Regions from separate parts of the Homo sapiens genome. Here region 1 is linked to region 2. A link is a loop called in an ENCODE intact Hi-C map of the cell type or tissue named here. Cell type or tissue: MCF 10A. All regions are shown on one strand. Each heading gives the region's core, and the rest is flanking DNA. Links, peaks and the distances in the headings are about the cores only.

The links. Hi-C counts contacts between places; a loop is a spot of excess contacts. Peaks named below come from ENCODE experiments on the same cell type or tissue, not always from the same donor. Only the 100,000 strongest peaks of a DNase experiment are listed, where the experiment ranks them.
Region 1: a loop joins it to region 2, with 2.0 times the contacts of the local background. A loop is called at or near these places in 2 of 110 quality-filtered maps.

What each region holds. Positions count from the first base shown.
Region 1 is chr2:197,967,112-197,976,719 of GRCh38, reverse strand. All of the region lies in intron 1 of PLCL1 (phospholipase C like 1 (inactive)), which reads right to left. Among named protein-coding and RNA genes, the nearest start is that of PLCL1, 170 kb to the right of the region's middle. In MCF 10A, for the core only: no CTCF peak of the experiment used is centred there; a DNase peak (open chromatin) is centred at 4,509.
Region 2 is chr2:197,883,457-197,893,064 of GRCh38, reverse strand. The region is part of intron 1 of PLCL1 (phospholipase C like 1 (inactive)); the gene reads right to left. Among named protein-coding and RNA genes, the nearest start is that of PLCL1, 84 kb to the right of the region's middle. RefSeq lists enhancers at 3,659-3,708, 3,969-4,058. In MCF 10A, for the core only: no CTCF peak of the experiment used is centred there; a DNase peak (open chromatin) is centred at 3,894.

The DNA.
Region 1 (9,608 bases), core at 503-8,502, 84 kb before region 2:
ATCCCAGCACTTTGGGAGGCCAAGGTGGGTGGATCACGAGGTCAGGAGTTCGAGACTAGCCCAGCCAACATGGTGGAACCCCATCTCCACTAAAAATACAAAAATTAGCCAGGCATGGTGGTGCACACCTGTAATCCCAGCTACTCAGGAGGCTGAGGCAGGAGAATCACTGGAATCCAGGAGGCAGAGGTTGCAGTGAGCCGAGTTCATGCCACTGCACGCCCTCCTGGGTGACAGAGTGAGACTCTGAGAAAGAAAAAGGGAAGAGAAGGGAAAGGGAAAGGAAAGGAAAGTTCCGTAATGTCCTCAGGCCAAAGATCTCTGAGGCCAGGGATTGGAACACCAGGTAAAGTGTTTAGCAGTTTCCATGAGATGATAGAAGAAAGAGAGAGTCAGCAAAAGTGGACTCTTCTAGGTTGAGAAGTGAGCAGAAGGTGTGAGTTGAATGTAAGATGGAAGAAGTGTGGTACACAGGATAGAGTGGAATTCACAACACAAGTTCTTGAGAGGCAATGAACAAGCAATAGACTGGATGTGCTGGTGGGAAGCAGGAAATTCTCTGGCTCCTGCTCCTCACTCTGAGAGCCAGAAAATTGAAAGAAATGACGACGAGTGAAGAATGTGGCTCAGGAACTTGTAATTTAGAATAAGGCCAAGAGTGAGTTTTGGCAAGAGTGTAGGGAAATATTAAGGGAAAAGTTAAAGAATGAGAGGTCTGTGTAAGTAATAGAATCCTAGAGTGTACTAGGAAGGTATGGTTGGGGAGAAGAAAGGTATGAATTTGAGGATGGGGCTGAAATATTTAGACAGAAACCAGAGGCGTAAGAGGCGGGGTAGGGGTGTGTATACTTCAGGGGACTTTTTTCTGTTTTTTCTGTTGTCGTTGTTGTTGTTGTTGGATGGGGGTGAAAAGAGCCTCGCTGTGTTACCCAGGCTGCCAGGCTGGAGTTCAGTGGCACAAATATAGCTCACTGCAGCCTTGATGACCTGGGCTCAAGCAATCCTCCTGCCTCAGCCTCCTGAGTAGCTGGAACTATAGGCATGTGCCACCACATCCAGCTAATTTTTAAGTATTTTTAGAGATGGGGGGGTCTCACTCTGTTGCACAGACTGGTCTCGAACTCCTGGCCTCAAGCAATCTTCCCACCTAGGCCTCCCAAAGTACTGGGATTGCAGGGGTGCCTGGCCCTTAGGGATGATTTTTAAAGACAGAAATGTAGATGATAGCCAATTGGGTTTTTGGCTGGAAAGACATAAGAGTTGATAGGAGAAAGCAGGACTGGAAGAATAAACTAAGGCAAATTTTGGCAGTTTAACAGCCTGGCAGAATGAAAATTGTAGATGCTTTCAGAAGCAAGCAGACCCTAGGCCTGATTTTGTAATTTACTAGCCATGTCACCTTAAGCTTCTGTTTCCTCATCATTAAAATGGAAATAAAAATACCTACCTTGCAGGGGTTTTAATATAATTTAGAGATAATCTATGCAAAACAACTGGCATTGTCATAAGCATTTCGTGGACACTCAATAATGTGAAGCATCACTCTTTTTTTTTTTTTTTTTTTTTTTTTTTGAGATGGAGTCTCGCTCTGTCGCCCAGGCCGGACTGCGGACTGCAGTGGCGCAATCTCGGCTCACTGCAAGCTCCGCTTCCCGGGTTCACGCCATTCTCCTGCCTCAGCCTCCCGAGTAGCTGGGACTACAGGTGCCCGCCACCGCGCCCGGCTAATTTTTTGTATTTTTAGTAGAGACGGGGTTTCACCTTGTTAGCCAGGATGGTCTCGATCTCCTGACCTCATGATCCACCCGCCTCGGCCTCCCAAAGTGCTGGGATTACAGGCGTGAGCCACTGCGCCCGGCCAAGCATCACTCTTACTATAGCTAGCTTCCAAGCTCCCAGGCCTGTCAGGGCAAACAGCTTCTGACAGCGCAGCTGAGATTGGGAGAAGGGGTCAGAATTTCCCCCAACGGCATTCTTCCCAAAGTACACAATACCATTACAGAATAAAGCCATGAGCTTAGCAATGAACAAGAGTGAAAATTCTGAATTAAACTCTGCACTAATTCAGCAGCCCTGTGGTGCAAAAGACCTGAAGAGGAACTTCACATATATGGCTGTAGAAACAAACTTTGTGCTCTGCATTTTGTTTATTCAGTGAATGAGCCTATCATCAGTACTTGCAAATTAGCTCTAATTATCAGATAAAAGTGATGTGGTTATTCTAATTGCCTGAAAATCAACTGCTACAAAGACTCTAAGTAGTAAGCAATAATTACCATATCATTTCATAAAGGAGGGCTTCTTTTTTTTCCTGACTGAAAGTAGCACATGCTCAAGATGAATTACAGGACTGGTTTAAACTTTTACTTATCTTTTCACAATTCACATCAGATCCATGCCAATGGTTCCCAAATTGAAATCTCCAGCCCAGGACTTTCCATAGCAATTCAAGCTGCCTGTCTGATATCTTTCCTTCAATATCTATTAGGCCACCCAAACTTAATATGGCAAAATCAGAACTCTTGGTAAGTCTCCAAACCAGTTCCTCCCCAGGTCTCTCCCTCCTCATAAATAGCCCTACCATACACCCAGTTTTTCCAAGTCCAACACATAGGAATCCTCCTTGATTTATGCCTTTTCTTATTCTCTTACAGGCAGCCATCAGCAAGTCCTGTGAGCTCTACTCTGAAATACATCCCAAAGCCATGACACTTCTCTCCTTCTCCACTGCCACTAACCTTGTCTGAGTCACCATCACATCTCAGTTGGATGACTAGATAACTAATTCCCTATTCTCTCTACTCCTCCACTATCCATTCTTCACCTAGCAGCCAGAGGAACCAAGAAGAGTATACAAATCAGGGCCTATCATTCTCTTGTTTAAACCCTCTAATGGTTAACTGCTCTTACAATAAAATCCAAATTTTTCCCCATGGCCTGCAAGGCCCACTTGACCTCACGCCTGCCCACCTCCCTGACCTCAACTCCTGTCATGCTCCCCTTTGCTCATGTACTCCGGCCACACTGGACTTCTTCCTTTTCCCTGAACATGTGAAGCTCCTCCCCACCATTCCCTTGCCAATCCCTCTCCTGGAATATCCTGACATCAAACCTTTTCATGGCTTGCTCTTCTTTTCACTAAGAGTGAAATGTTACCTCCTCTATGAGTCTGTCTCAATTTTAATTAGTACCTAGTCATTCTGTACTAAATTATACTTTTTTATTATTTTTATACTTCTCCCCACCAAAATGGCATAGGGCAGGCACTCAATAAATGTAGGATTCATGAATAAACTATACATAAATGTTCTTCAATTGAATTATGGTAAACACATCAGAAAGGCTTAAAGTATCATCCTACTTGGGACAGTCAGATCTCCTAGAATTCACCTTCAATTCAAAAGTCACTCAAAAATCTGCTGAATTGGTTTCCACCAGCTCCCAAGCCCATAAGGAAAGACGGTGGTAAGCAGTCGCCAAGCAAAGTGCACTTGTATCCTTCTACAGCTTCTTAGTTCATACCTCCATGCACTACTGTGGCTGAGAGCCTCTGGGAACAGTAGGGACTCGCCTCATGAAGACCCAGATTGTGTTTCTTAAAGAACCTGAGCAGATCTCCCACCTCATTAGGCAGAGTCACCAGCAGCAGGGCAGCTCCAAGAAGACTTGAGGACAAGGGTAGTTTATCCTTGCCAGGGGGAGAATATTGCTGTCTCCTGCTCTGCACAGCCATCTCATTGATACAGAACCTGTGTCAGTTGGATTCTTCCTGTTTATCAATCACTACAACCCTTCTGACAACCATGCAAAGGCTTCAAAGTGTATGGAGAACTGGAAGGGACAATGGGGAAGGTCCTAGTTTTCGATCATGTCTATGAAGTAACCACAGTGCTTTTCACACCATATAAAAATTAGACCTTGATAAGGAAAAAATTTTGCTGACATATATCAAAGAGTATGTGAATATGTCAAAAATAATAATTTGTTTTACTTAAAAAAATTAAACCTAGGAGAGACCATAGCACTTTTTACATCTAAACCCTCCAGATTAGACAAAGGAGAAAAATGGACCCAGAAAATGTAAACGGCTTGCTGAAGATCTCCAGCAATTCAGAATATTTTTGGATATATGACACCTTATATTTTGTACATTTTTAAAGATGGATAAAAGTGAACTGATGATGAAGGATAATTTCTTTACTTTACCCACACTCAGGAGTTTGAGTAAAATTAACATTACGAGGATGTTTTCTCTGATGCTGTCAGACATGTAATTGAACTCAACAAGGTCGCATCTCTTGGGGAAAAAAAATCTCCTTTTCTCATCTCACATCTTGTTACACTTTGTTTTTCCTTTCCTCTTGCTACATGTAATTTGTTGAGGTAGAATGCCTTCATACTGAATTTATTTTGGAAAGATTTTCCAAGAAATTAGAGTTCCAAGTTTTCCAGACATTGCAAAACAAACCCTGTACTTGCCTTTCTTTGACGAAACTTGGCAGCCTGCCTCAAAAACATATTACTCAGCATGTGCCCTCATGGCATAATTCCCAAATCTTCTATAATCTTACAAAAGCATTTTTTATTTCTGAAGAAATGTTCACTTTCAGATAAGATGCCACCATGACCTGAATCAGCTACTTCCCTGTGTCATTTAGAAAATCAATTGGAGCCTAACCCAGGGAGGAGGATACTAGGCCTATAAACATGTACATTTTAAATATTCTGTGATAACCAAAATGCATGTACTGGCAGTATACTTCTGATTACTTTTATATTTATAATAATTTGACAGTTTTATTTTAAAAATTAGCATTCAACAGAATGCAAATAATATAGACAATTTTTGGTTGGGTTCTTAATCTTTGTCCTGATGTTACCCATAAATGAAAAAATGCTAGATCAGATTATTTGCTGAGTATACAGATGATACATGCTCATCTGGAGAAAAATTCAAAATGTGTAACAAAGAAAGTAAAAGTCACCTGAGATTCAGCCACCATACAGAGAAAGAATCACTACAGTTTGGTAACCACTGTTGTAATATCTTTCTATGCACATACACATAATATGTGATTTTATGCACATGGAATAGTATATAAGTTGGTTTGTGGACAAGTTTTTGCTAATTCTATGGTCTTTTGATGAGAGTATCTATCTTCCCCTTCCCCTGTGTCACCTCCCCTGCCGCTCCTTAGCCAATGGAACAGCCTAGTATGCATCCGTCCATAACTCCTTCTGGGTTCGTACACTTTCATGGCAATAGCTATAATTTATTAAGTGCTTAAGATGTTTTCCAGCCTATTTGGTACTTTGTGTTTCCCCCACCCTTTATTTGTTAAGGTATGTTGTTCCTTTCAGTGACTCTTTTTACCACCTATTTTACTTTCTGTCTCACTCATCTAAAAATCCAAAGAACTGCTTCCTCACATGTGCAGTCCCCACAGCTGATGCTGCAGAAGGACTTCATGGCAGCTCCATTTCTCTTTTTCTGTTTCCTTTTGGTTTGTAGCACAAGGCCCCATGCAAAGGGGCCTAATTTAATAAATATCCTAAGTGGCAGATATTGGAAAAGAAATAAAAGTCACAACTATGACTGAACAAACAGGGACTTCTTTGTTATTTTTACAAAGATAAGAAAATGTTAGCCATAAGGAGTGACCTTGCTAAAAAATTTCATCAGGAGAAGTATTTAATGGGCATAACCCCAGCCTTCTTATTATAGCATAAACATAACATCACAATATGATATTCAATTATCTGATGATTGAAAAAGATTTGAGTTATTCTTTAGCTAACGGAATTACAAGAAGGAATTATTAAACACAAAAATACAAACAAACTTCATGTTGAGAACGGCATTATTTGTTAAATGTTAAACTACATATAAATGGAGACACAGTTTGTTCATTAAACCTACATTAATGTTGCATATCTCATATCCCAGACACTGTTGGATGTTGTGGGGGAAAAAAAGGTAAAACGGATACAACTCTTGTCTTCAATAAGCTTGTAGTTCAGTGCAGCACTATCTAACAGAAAGATAATGCAAACCATGTGTAACTTTTTAAAAGTAAAAAGCACCAGGTAAAATAAATTGTAATACTATATTTTATTTAACCTAATATATCCAAAATATTATTTCAACATGTAACTAATATTCAAAAATTATTGAGATAGTTCACATACTTTTTGTCATACTAAGTCTTCAAAATTCAGCATGGGTTTTACACTTATAGTATATCTCCATTTGGACTAGCCACATGCTATGGTTTGAATGTTCACTCCAAAACTCTCATTGAGATTTAATTGCCATTGTGACAGTATTAAGAGGTGGCACCTTTAAGAGGTGATTAGGTCATGGGGACTGCACTCTCATGAATGGATTAATGCTATTGTCATGGGAGTGGGTTTGTTATTGCAAGACTAGGTTTTTATTAAGTGAGCCTGGCCCCCATGCTCTCTCTTTTTACACACACTCACTTGCCTGCTTACCTCCCACCATAGGATAACATAGCAAGAAGGCCCTTATCAGATGCTGGTACCATCCTCTTGGACTTTCCAGCCTCCAGAAATGTGAGAAATAAATTTCTTTTCTCTATAAATTACTCGGTCTTGAGTATTCCGTTACAGCAACAGAAAATGAAATAAGATGCCATACTTCAGGGGCTCAATAGCCACATATAGCTGGTGGCTATCATATTGGAAAGTACAGGTCCAGTGCATTTGTCAGAATAAGTCAGGTTATGCTGTATACAAACCACCCCAAAATCTCAATGGCTCAAAGAATCAAAAGTATATTTCTAGTTTAAACTACATGCACTTTGCAGGTCAGCAGGAGACTCTGGACATTGCAGTCATTCAGGGACTCAGACTTCATCTCTACATACCATCACAGTGAATAGGAAGGAAAAGTAGGAGTTGAGCAGTGGCTATTAAATGATTTCACCTGAAAATAATTTGCATCACTTCTGATCACATTTCTTTGGTCAAAGTGAGTCATTTGGCCAAAGATGGTGGAAAGTACAATCTTATCATCTGCTCAGAAGACTGAGAGCTGGAAATATTTGCTGTACAATATCAATGATTACCATATGTATTAAGCAAACATTATGAGTCAAGCAATGTGAAAAACAAGAAGGGAGAAAAAGAGTAGATAGCTAGATCTACAACACAGGATGGAGGTGATGAAAGCTCTCAGTAAGAGAGAGATAAAAGGCTTAGGGAGTTAAGGGGAGAGTCAAGTTACTGCTGGCACCAATGGAGAAGCAGGCATAAATAGCACTTGCCTGGAACTGTCTTACACATCAGGAGGATCACTCCACCTAATTAACTCAGAGTCTAGCCTTGAGAAAGCAGATATCTCAACTCTATTATAGAGGACATATTGCCACTATGCACACCCTATAAAAAATGTACACTACAACATATGCTAGACTCACACATGCACTTTGAGGGTGATTTTGTGTAAATTGTCCTTTTAAATCAGTGGTCGCCAAACTTTTTGGTACCAGGAACTAGTTTCATGGAAGATAATTTTTCCATGGACCAGAGTGGGAGGTTGTTTCAGGATGAAACTCTTCCACTTCAGATCATCAGGCATTAGACTCTCATAAGGCACACACAATCTAGATCCCTTGCATATGCAGTTCACAAATAGTTACCACTCCTATGAAAATCTAATGTTGCCACTGATCTGACAGGAGGTGGACTGCTCAGGCGATAGTGTTCACTCACCTGTAGCTCACCTCCTGCTGTGTGGCCCGGTTCCTAACCAGACCGTGGTCTGGGGGTTGGGGACCCTGTTTTAAATGAATTACTCTTAACTTATAAAACAGCCATCTCTGAACCAGCCATCAGATCATCCAGAACATTCTAAGATCTCAGAAGAGGGGTAAGGGGAGTAATCTGCAGTGACTAATACCTGCACTATGTTCTGAAAACGTCCAGTAGAATAAGAAATTCAGTGAAAAACCAAAGATAGTCTCCAGAAGAACAATTTTAATTTCCTAATCAGCATCCTGTACTGGTATTGAGAGACTGCTTTGTTGAGAAACAGACCATTCTGATTAGATAAAATAATTTTTTATAGAGGAATGGAAACTAAAACTGGAGAATTAAGTTAGCACCATGGTATACTGGAAGCCCTTCAATGCAAAGAAAGTGATTTTTAACTATTTCTATTTTCCCAGTTAATTGCCTTAGAATAATATCTCTAAAGAGTTGGAAACCTAGAAAGTACCCCAAAAATGATGAATACTTTTGTTATTATCATTTTATAAGGAAACCTAGAAAGTACCCCAAAAATGACAAATATTTTTGTTATTACCATTTTGTAAGGGGGGATCTCTGATAATTCTGTGTGGTACATTCACCTTGCTAGGAATGATGGATTGGCCTTTTAAGGCTGACATAGTTCCTGGGTTTTATGTGACCACTTGGGTTTAGTTCTCCCAAGGCCAGATTTCCATGCATGTTAATCTCATTTACTAGTGAAGATTAAAGAAAATAACAGAAAACAGCTTAATTTTTGGATTCCTAAAAAGCATAAAATAATTTCAGAACCTTGAAATTCTAAAGCATAATGTAACACACAAAAGCAGTATCCACTTAGGTAAATTAGACTTGTATGTTATCTTGAGGTAATAGAATGTCACTAGAATAATAAGTGAAAGACAATTAAGCTCAATAATGGCTATGTTCTCAAGAAGCTACTCAGCCAGCCACACATCACCAGGGGGAAGCTACTAGAAGATATTGGTGAGTGGAAGAGAGTAGGCCTTACAAGAACAAGGGAGAAATCAAAAGTCACCCAAGATGACAATAACTTTTCTAGCTTTGATGGATCAGGCCTTTGAGTTATATGAGGGAGCATATAATTTCTTTCCATGTTTCTCTCTTCTGAACAAAAATAATTCAAAGTTCATATGCATGATAAAGTTCAGCATTTAAAGGGCACTGACATTTTATTGATAATAAAAATAAACTAAGAGAGAATATGTAATTTTTTCCTCTGGATTTCTTACCTTTTCATTTATGACTAGGAGGCAGACATAACTTTTCTGACCAACTTTTTAACTGTCAAGTAAATAATGAACCCACATACAAGTCCTGGAAGAGTCACTAAAGAAACCCCCAAAGTAAATAAAGAAATATAAAATGGAAAGCAGTGTTCCTACTTTTGAGCAGATTATTTCAATTCTAATTACTCAGTTTAGAATGCATTCCAGTTGCCCATATGTATCTAGTGATACCCAAGTTACTTCTAAATTTAGGTCAAGATTATCAATAAGTGATCAGAAAGAGAACAGCCTGGCCAACATGGTGAAACCCCATCTCTACTAAAAATACAAAAATTAGCTGGGCGTGGTGGCACGTGCCTATAATCCCAGCTATCCTGGAGGCTGAGGCAGGAGAATTGCTTGAACCTGAGAGGCGGAGGTTGCAGTGAGCTGAGATTATGCCACTGCACTTCAGCCTGGAAGACAGAGCAAGACTCCATTCCAAAAAAAATAAATAAATAAACTGCTAATGTAACGTGGTGATTCTCCTGTAGAAAAGCAGTTTTTCTTGTAAGGTTGCAGGAGCAAGTTCTCACTGGGGATCCA
Region 2 (9,608 bases), core at 478-8,477:
TCAAACCTCTTATTCTGTGAAAGTTCCTCCTACTCAAAAGCGTTTTTCAGGTTTTTTTGTTGTTTTTTGTTTTGTTTTGAGATGGTCTCTTGCCCAGGCTGGAGTGCAGTGGCGCGATCTCAGCTCACTCCAACCTTCCCCTCCCGGGTTCAAGCGATTCTCCTGCCTCAGCCTCCTGAGTAGCTGGGACTACAGGCGCGTGCCACCACACACCCAGCTAATTTTTGTATTTTTAGTAGAGACAGGGTTTCACCATGTTGATCAGGCTGATCTCGAACTCCTGACCTCGTGATCCGCCCACCTCAGCCTCCCAAAGTGCTGGGATTACAGGTGTGAGCCACCATACCTGGTCCAAAAACAATCTTTAAACATTGTTTTAGTTATTAATTACATAAATACTCATTAGATATGTGAAAGGTACAAAGGTACAAAGAAGAACAACAAAACAAACATCTGTCTACCGCCAGCTTCTAATTATACAAAAACATTAAATCCCTATTTGTTTAAACCACTCTAAGTCAAGCCTTCTGTTGCTTGAAGCTATTTCTCTAACATTCAAATAAACACTATGATAAGTAGCCACTTAAAGCCCAGCTACCCTAGAGCATTTAAGCACCTAACTTTCTTTGGGTTTAAATTTGCATGCTGAGATGAAAACACACTGGACTCCAAACCAGGCATTCAATTTAGGATCAGACACTCAGTTTAGGAATCAGACAGTCAGTTAGGATCAGACAGTCAGTTTAGGAAGCACAGCATTACTGTTTCCTTTGGAGTTCTCACGTTCTCCTCCCTAGGCCCTTCCCTTTCTCTCCACCTATTCCCTTACCTGCCACCGCACCCAGCCGCATTTTTCAGTTTTATGAAAACACTTAAGACTTAACTAGAAAATTGGCTCTGAGTTATGTATGTATTGGTTGGCTCTGCATTGAAGCTTTCACATAGTAAATCGTGAGTAAACAGGATGTTATTTGCACAGAGAAAGGGGTCAACGGAAGTAGAACTTTGTTAGGGATATTACCATAACAGATCGCAAAGTGAGCTTCCTGAAGTCTTAAGATCATAAAGCACACTCACGTGTAAAGAATAAAGTGGAAATTCTCATTTAATCAAAAACCCTCCTTTGGCACATCTACTCCTGTGTAGTGCACAGATTAGGGCCCTCAACATCATTTAGGAGCTTGTTAGAAAGGCAGAATCTCAGATCCTAACCCTGAACTATCAAGTAGGAATGTATATTTTCACAAGATTCCAGGTAATTCATAAGCACATTCAAGTTTGGGAAGCACTGAACACTGCCCGGCCAGCACTTAGTTTGATTTATTGTTGATAAAAATAACCAGCAAAACAAAAATGTATTACCTCTGCACAAGAAGCTGGGAAAACATTTCCATAATACTCTCCCTGTCAGATTAGCTTATCTCAAACACAGTTCTAATCATGACATTCAAAACCTTCAATGACTTCACCTATCAAAAAAAAAAAAAAAATCTAAAGCCCTCAGTATGACAGTCAAGCTCCTCCAGTATCTGGCAATAATCCCCTTTCCAATTCCACCTTAGCCCCTTCACACGCCCAATGTCTGTTTCTCAAAGTGTCAAGAGCAGGTCACCTGCAACAACAGGACCACCTGAGGCCCCACCCTTGACCTTCTGAATCATGCTCTCTGGGAGACAGAACTGGGATGGAGCAATCTTAATCACTCTCCCAGGTGATTCTTGGGAAACAACTGCTTATGCTTTAAGACTGTCTCATCCTTGGTCAAATTTCTCAGTGTAACCACACAGAAGGGGTCACTCCATCCTTAGTGTGAACATGGGCCTATATGTGGCTCTGTTGTTGTCCACCTCACACAGTATTGCAATTACATGTTTCCATGCCTGTTTCCTCTTTCAGTACCTAAATGTAGGAGATGCATGCTATGTATCTCTGTATCTCCAACACCTAGCACATCCTTGACAGAGTAGGTGTTCAATAGTTGCTGATTTACTATAGCATTACTTATACTAAGTAAAAAAAAAAAACTTTTGAAGCAACCTAAAACTCTATCCTTTGGAATCTACCTAAATTAATTACAGTACAACCATCCAGTGGAATATGCATTCATTAAAAATGACATTGATTATTTATTGATTGGAAGGATACCCAGGATATATAGATACACATATATATGCGTGCATATATATATGCATATATGTATATATACACATATATATGCGTGCATATATATATGCATATATGTATATATACACATATATAGCAAATATATATATACATATATACATATATATGTGTATATATGTATATATACATACGTATACATATATACGTACATATGCATATATACGTATATGTGTGTGTGTATATATATATATATATATAGCAAAAAAATAAAAAAGCCAATTGCAGCATAAGTCTATAATGATCCTGGAGAATATACACCAAAATGTTAACGGTGGTTATCTCTGGGTGGTAGGTTTATGAATAACATTTATTCTCTTCTTTATTTCTTAATTTGAATTTTGTATAATAAGCATGTATATCTTTTTTACATTTTAAAGCTTTTCCCATTTTAAATGCTTAGGGAATAAATGCTGTTACAGTAAATGATGGCTTCATTTATTCTCCTTCCAAGGACAGGGATTTCCAAAGGTTGGCAGTGATCCAAAGGTTGGTGTTGCTGCTAAGAGGGAGAAGAAGAAAGTAGGAAATGGGTTGTCCTTAGCAACTGGCTCTCACAACTGTTCCTCCTACTGTCTGGGATTCATACGAATATTTAAATAGCCTTAAATATCTTATCTCATAACACTTTTCTAATAAGAACTGTGGCTTCCAGTGGAAATGATATAGCTCAATTTTGACAATACCAATTAGTTTCAGCATAAAGAAACTATCTGTTGTCAATTTTTTCAGTTGTGAAAATCAGCTTCCAAACTCATTTCACCTTCCCTGTTGGCTCTTCTCTCACCTTTCAAAGTGTTCACTGTCCAAGATGAATTTATTAAATACTGTCTTATTCTATTTAGCATGATACCAAAGCTGCGTATGCAAGCTGATGTCAATGACCTTCTCTTACTATCACCAAATTGGGGCACTGCTTCTGCTATAAGAAAGATGAATGGGGAGGTGGAGGGATATCTCTAGTCTTTTTTCTTATACTATATAAGAAACCTACAAGCAACTTTCATTTCAATTAATATTTTACATGAACTCAAGATAGCTTAAAGAAAAATAAATTAAAATTAAAATCACACCAACCACAGGAAGAACATGTCAATTTATTGGTATTTATTTCCTTAATTTTAACATTTAGCCTAAAACACAAACAAAACTAAGATTTGCAAGAAAAAAAAACTGAAATAAATTTGCTAGCCATGCTAGGATTTTATTATAGTTTGGATCAACTTTGAATGCTTTAAATATATATTATGCTTGAATATCAACAGAAAAAATGTGTGTTGGTGTAGCCTAAAAACTTGAACATATTTGCTTCTTGGGTTCTTCTAAAATGTCCTTACTCTATGAAAACCTGAAGTAAATCGGAGAAAAAAGTTTAAAATGTTTGACAGAATATTAAAACTCAGTGTAAGCAGAAGTATAGGAAGAGCTTTTAAAGCCTGTTTTTTTTTGGTTAAAGCAGCTCAAAATCATATCTCCAAAAGAGCAGAGTTTGAGTACAACTTATTTCCCTCTAGGCTAGAAAACCATGGCTGTTCATTTAACAAGTTTAAGGAGTATAGCTAGTGTCATAAACCCCAAACATGTAGCAGAAATGCAACCTATGCATCCAAATGACATAGGACAGTGAAAGGGGCCCTACACTGGGAGACAGGAGACAGAAAATTTCTTCCCTTTTGTTCTGCAATGGCCACATGACTCACTAGTCACTATGCTTCTCGGAATTTCTCACTTCCTCATCTGTAAAAACAAGCCCGGGGCTAGATGATGTCTAGGTTGTTTCCAGATCAAAAATTTTTAAAGCTCTAATTCTACACATTCACTTTACACATATACAAAACTGAAAACATTCTATTTTTATGATCTAAAAAAACTGCAAATAAAAGAACTGCATTTTAGCAAATTTTTCCACTGACATTTTGAAAAAGGAAATAAGATTTAGCCTTATCATTTTAATATAATTAATTTACTTTTCAATACTAGTATCATATAATCCTTTATTACTCATTAGCATTTAATAATCATATCTTTTATTTCTAATTCCAATATTAGAAAGAAATTTGTCTTCCTTAATTATGGAATCAGCAGGAATCATGAGATATGCTAACAGCAGAAAAACATCTGAAATATAAAAATTAGTTTTGTCTTTCAAAAAATAATTGAAGACAGAAATTTCTATTTCCTGAAGTATTGTATTCCAATATGCAAGATAGTTCAGTAATAAAAACTAATATTCACTTAGTCTTATGTATAGAGCACTTTAACATGCATGATGTCACTAAATCTTTATGACTCTATGAGGAAGTATTGTAATTATCCTCACTCTATAGTTGAGGAAACTGAGGTCTCCTGACATTAAGTGATTGTCCAGGATCATAAAGCTAGAAAGCCCCAGCTCCATGACTCAACCTCTGACCTTTTCTCTCAATTTCTTGCTCTCTCTCCATGCTGTTCTGCCAGTTCATAAGCCCTTAATGTTTCTAATGAAGCCCACTTTCACCTAATTTAATGTAGACGGTTGCTCATAAACACCATAACAATTAACTGGGAACAAATATTTGAAACACATATGGCAGAAAGGGTTAATTACCTATCTTTAACATATGAGGAATCTTTACAAATTAAAAAAAAGAAAAGAAAAAGACCAACAATTCAATGAAGTTAGGTGAGAAATACAACCAGAGAGTTTACACACAAAAAAAATTATTGCTAATAGCTTTGAAACACTTGGGGGGAAAATGCTCAATCTCAATTAAATGACCGCTAGTAAAAATAAGATTTTTTCCTTTTTTTTTTTCAGACAGTGTCTCACTGTCGCCCAGGCTAGAGTCCAGTGGCACAATCACAGCTCACTGCAGCTTCAACCTTCCAGGCTCAAACAATCCCCCTACTTCAGCCTCCCAAGTACCTGGGACCAGAGCCACACACCACCGCACTTAATTTTTGGTAGAGACAGGGTCTCACTATGTTGCCCAGGCTGGTCTCGAACTCCTGAGCTCAAGTGATCCTCAGCCTCCCAAAGTGCTGGAATTACAGGCATGAGCAACTGAGCCAGGCCTTTTCCCTATCTTATTAACAAAACTTTTTAAATTGTTCATGTGCTTGTACATAGAGTATGAAATAATAGACACTGGAGACTCGGAATGGTGGGAGGGAATGAGGCATGAGAAATTACTTAATGGGTACAAAGTATGGGTGATGGCTACACTAAAAGCCCAGATTTCACGATTACCAATATATTCATGTAACATAACTGTGCTTGTACCTCTGAAATTTATACAAATCAACAATATTTTAAAATAAGATCAAAATTTTTCATATACCGAATTGACCATGGTATAGGAAAAAGTTACTCTCATATACCATCAGTGGGGAGTGCATGTGTTAAAAGTTTTTTGAGGGCGATTTTACAATATTTAGCAGAACTAAACACAGCCTTAAACACAGCAATTCCTCTCCTTGGAATTTGTTATTTATTTTATTTATGTGAGCAAAGAAAAAAATGATCATCTTGTAAAAGATGTTCCTAAGAGCATCAGCTATTACAGCAAAATACTGAAGACAACTCAAATGTCTCCCCTCCCTCAGAATTAACTGAATTTGGGGTACTTCATACAATAAAACACTACACTCCAATGTAAAACAGTATGCTTTTTTTAAAAAGCAGAATATATTGTAGTTTACTCCTCATTTGCCTATGAAAAATATACATGGAGATCACACCCAAAGATCTGAGATGGTATATGCTTAATAAAATATGTCTGGAAAGATACGCAAGAAATTCCCCTTTAGAGAATGGAACTAAGGATGCAGGTCTCTAGGGAATTACATTTAAGTTATTTTAAAATGTAATATTGTTTGAAGTGTTTAATTCTTTGCATGGCTATACTCAACTTGGTTGATGTGAGGAGCCAATTAGATAAAATAATGTATGTTAAAGCAGCTTGCAAACTGAAGAGAATAACAGAATATAAAAACCTAAGGCTTCCTGGATATTGCTTTATCACTAGCATTTCGGGAAGACTTTTGATTGATCCAGCACCTACTGCCCCGAGCTAAACCCAGTAAGCATAATTCCTCAAAAGAAAACTTTATGATGGATTGAAGAATTCTCTATCAAAATGCAAATATCCACCCAAGAGCTAAGACCTTTAAATGGTGCTTTTCAAACTTCATCAAATAGCCCTTAGTGTCAAAGACACTGAGCTTGTTCCCCCAGGGACCTAGAAAGTAGATCGAAAGGCCCTCACATTTTTAATATGTCCATACTCTTTCTGATAATTTTTTTTTCCACAAACCTTCAAATAAACTGACAATCTGATAATTTTTTTTTCCACAAACCTTCAAATAAACTGACAATCCAGGGAGATGCACTAGGTTTATTTTGAGGCCTTGCCCCCAGGAACTGGGATGCACCTATTTGAAGAATTTTACTTTTTTTTTTTTTTTTTTTTTTTTTTTTTTTTTTTTTTTTTGAGACAGAGTCTCATTCTGTTGCCCAGGCTGGAGTGCAATGGTGTGACCTCGGCTCACTGCAACCTCCACCTCCCGGGTTCAAGCAATTCTCCTGCCTCAGCCTCCTGAGTAACTGGGACTACAGGCACGTACCACCACACCCAGCTAATTTTTGTATTTTTAGTAGAGACAAGGTTTCACCATATTGGTCAAGCTGGTCTTGAACTCCTAACCTCAAGTGATCCGCCCGCCTCAGCCTCCCAAAATGCTGGGATTACAGGCGTGAGCCACTGCTCCCAGCTAGGAATTTTACTTTAAAGGATATGTGTTGGCATCTTAGCAGAGGACATTTTAAATATGGGATGAAAGCTATGGAGAAAAAAAGGAAGTTAAAAAGAACTGGAATCAGATACTCTGTGATTTAATCTTCAAATTCACCATTCTTTCAACAAGTTACTGAACTCCTACTATGGCCATAGTCTCTTTCCCTCATGAAGCTATAGTTTTAGTTCTAATGGATACTGTACAAGTGCCCTCTAAAGAGGTTTTTAGCCAATGCATGCATTCCCCACTGATGATGCAGGAGAATATGTCTTCCTCCACACCGTGGTCAATTCAGCACATGGCCAAAATTTTTGTCTATTTAGAGGAGCAGGGTGGAAGCACATGTCAAGCCCTGAATCAAATATAATTAGATAGCGAAACAAAGGATGTCTTGGACATGAAGTTAGAAAGATGGTCAGAGAAGGCCTATCTGAGGGAAAAATGTTTGAGCTGAAACCCAAACTGCGGGAAAGTGTGATGGTTAATTTTTGTGTCAACTTGACGGGACCTTGCATGGGATGTCCAGATTAAACATCGTTTCTGGGTGTGTTTGTGAGGGTTTCCGGATGAGATTAGCATTGGAATCAGTGGACTCGGTAAAACATATTGCCCTCCCCACTGTGGGCATCAGCCAATCCATTTTGAATAGAACAAAACATGGAAGAAAGAGGAATTTGTCCCCCCTTCTCTGTTTCTTGTCTCACCACTTGAGCTGGGAAATCTCATTTCATCTTCCCTTGCCTTCAGACTGGGATTCACACCATCAGTTCCTCTGGCTCTCAGCCTTCGGACTCAGACTGAATTACACCACCAGCTGTCTTGGGTCTCCAGCTTGTAGATGGCACATTGTGGTCTCCATATTTGCATATGCTAATTCTCCATAATAAAATCTCCTTAAAAATATAAAAAACCAATTGATTATCTTTCTATGGAGAACCCTGACTAATTCAGAAAGGGTTAGCCATGCAAAAATGAGAACGAATGTTCCAGAGCAAAAGTCTGAGGTAGTATATACTGGGTACATTCGCGGGACAGGAAGGTAGCCACTGTGGCTGGAGCATGAGAACCTGGGGACAAGGGGTAGATGATGAGTTTACAGAGGCAGGAGCCAAACCACGTCAGGCCTTATAGGCCAAATAAGAAGGTGACATTTATTTTTATTGCAATGGGAAGCTGTTGGAGGGCTTTAAGCAAGGGAACAATACAGTCTCAATTTTTTTTTTTTAGGAAATCATTCTGTTTGCTATGCAGGCAGTGATCTGTGGAAAGCAACACAAGAAGCAGGGAATTAATCAGGAGGTAACTGAAAGAATCCAGATAAGAGATGATGGTGATTTAAATTGTGGATTTAATAGTAGTGATAGAGGGTTCCGATTTCAGGATGTATTTTAGAATTGTGGGATTGCTGCTAATTTGCATATGGGGAATGAAGGGAAAAAAGGATTGGTGAATGAACCTCAAATTTTCAGAGTGAGCTATCTATCTGGTGGATAGTGATAGAATTTGCTAAGGAGAGGGGCCATGAAGAGTTTTGTTGAGAACATCGTGTCTGAGATTCCTGGCTGACAGCCAAAATCACTTTCCACTTCTTCCTTAGTAACCAATCCCCATTTTTATTCCAGCTAAAAGACTACATTTCCCAGCCTCCTTCTGTTGCTACGTGAGGTTATATTGCTAAATTCTAGCCAATAAGAAACAAAATGGAAGTATTGTACAGGACTTCTAGGACAACTAAAAGAGAGAGAACTCAACTGGGAGCTAAACTTTTTGCCCTATGCCCCATCTTTCTTCCAGCTGTCTGGAATGAGGAAGATGGCTTGGAGCTCCAACATCCACTTTGAGGATAGAACTCGTGCTGAGAATGGCAGATTGAAGAGTTTAAATGGAGCCTAAGTTGCTGGTCATTTCAGGAAGCAGATGTACCGGTGCTAGACCGTCTATCTCTGGACTTCTTTTAAGTGGAATAAATTACTGTGTGTTTACAGTTATTTTGAGTCCTGACACAAAGATAGATTGATATATCTATTAAATATCCCAGTTAGGTAGAACCCCCATTTTAAATATGAAAAAATTAGTGTCAGAGAAGTTACTTGCCAAAGTCAAACAACTTAAGATAGAGACAAGATTTGAACTAATAGCAGTCTAACTCCAAAGTTCGTGTTTTGTTCTCATATGATACCATTCTGTACTTAAAACAAAGAGAAGAAAAAAGGCACCAGAGCCAAATGTTCCCAGTAGCAAAATCCTATCTAGGACAAGTTCTGCACATGATACCCAAAATAGTCCTACTCAACTTGATATAAGGAAGAATTATCTCCTATCTAAAAGTGTTACTATTTATATCATGTGAGTATCACTTCCTTTACCCTTTTCTAAAGGCAATACATTTTTTACTGTATTCACCTATCAATTCAGCCCTAGGTTTATTTCCATTGTATTAAAATACTACTTATATGTATAGTTGCTCTTGCAACTAAATATATGCTGAACTTCATTCTGAAGTCCTCTTGTCATACTCCTTTGGCAAGTATAATACATACTCCAACCCTGAGTCAGGACCTTCCCTTACATGACCCATTAATTATGCACCCTGTAGGAAAATAATAAGTTTTCCACAGCTGCCAACACTGATGTATCCAACTAGTACTTTA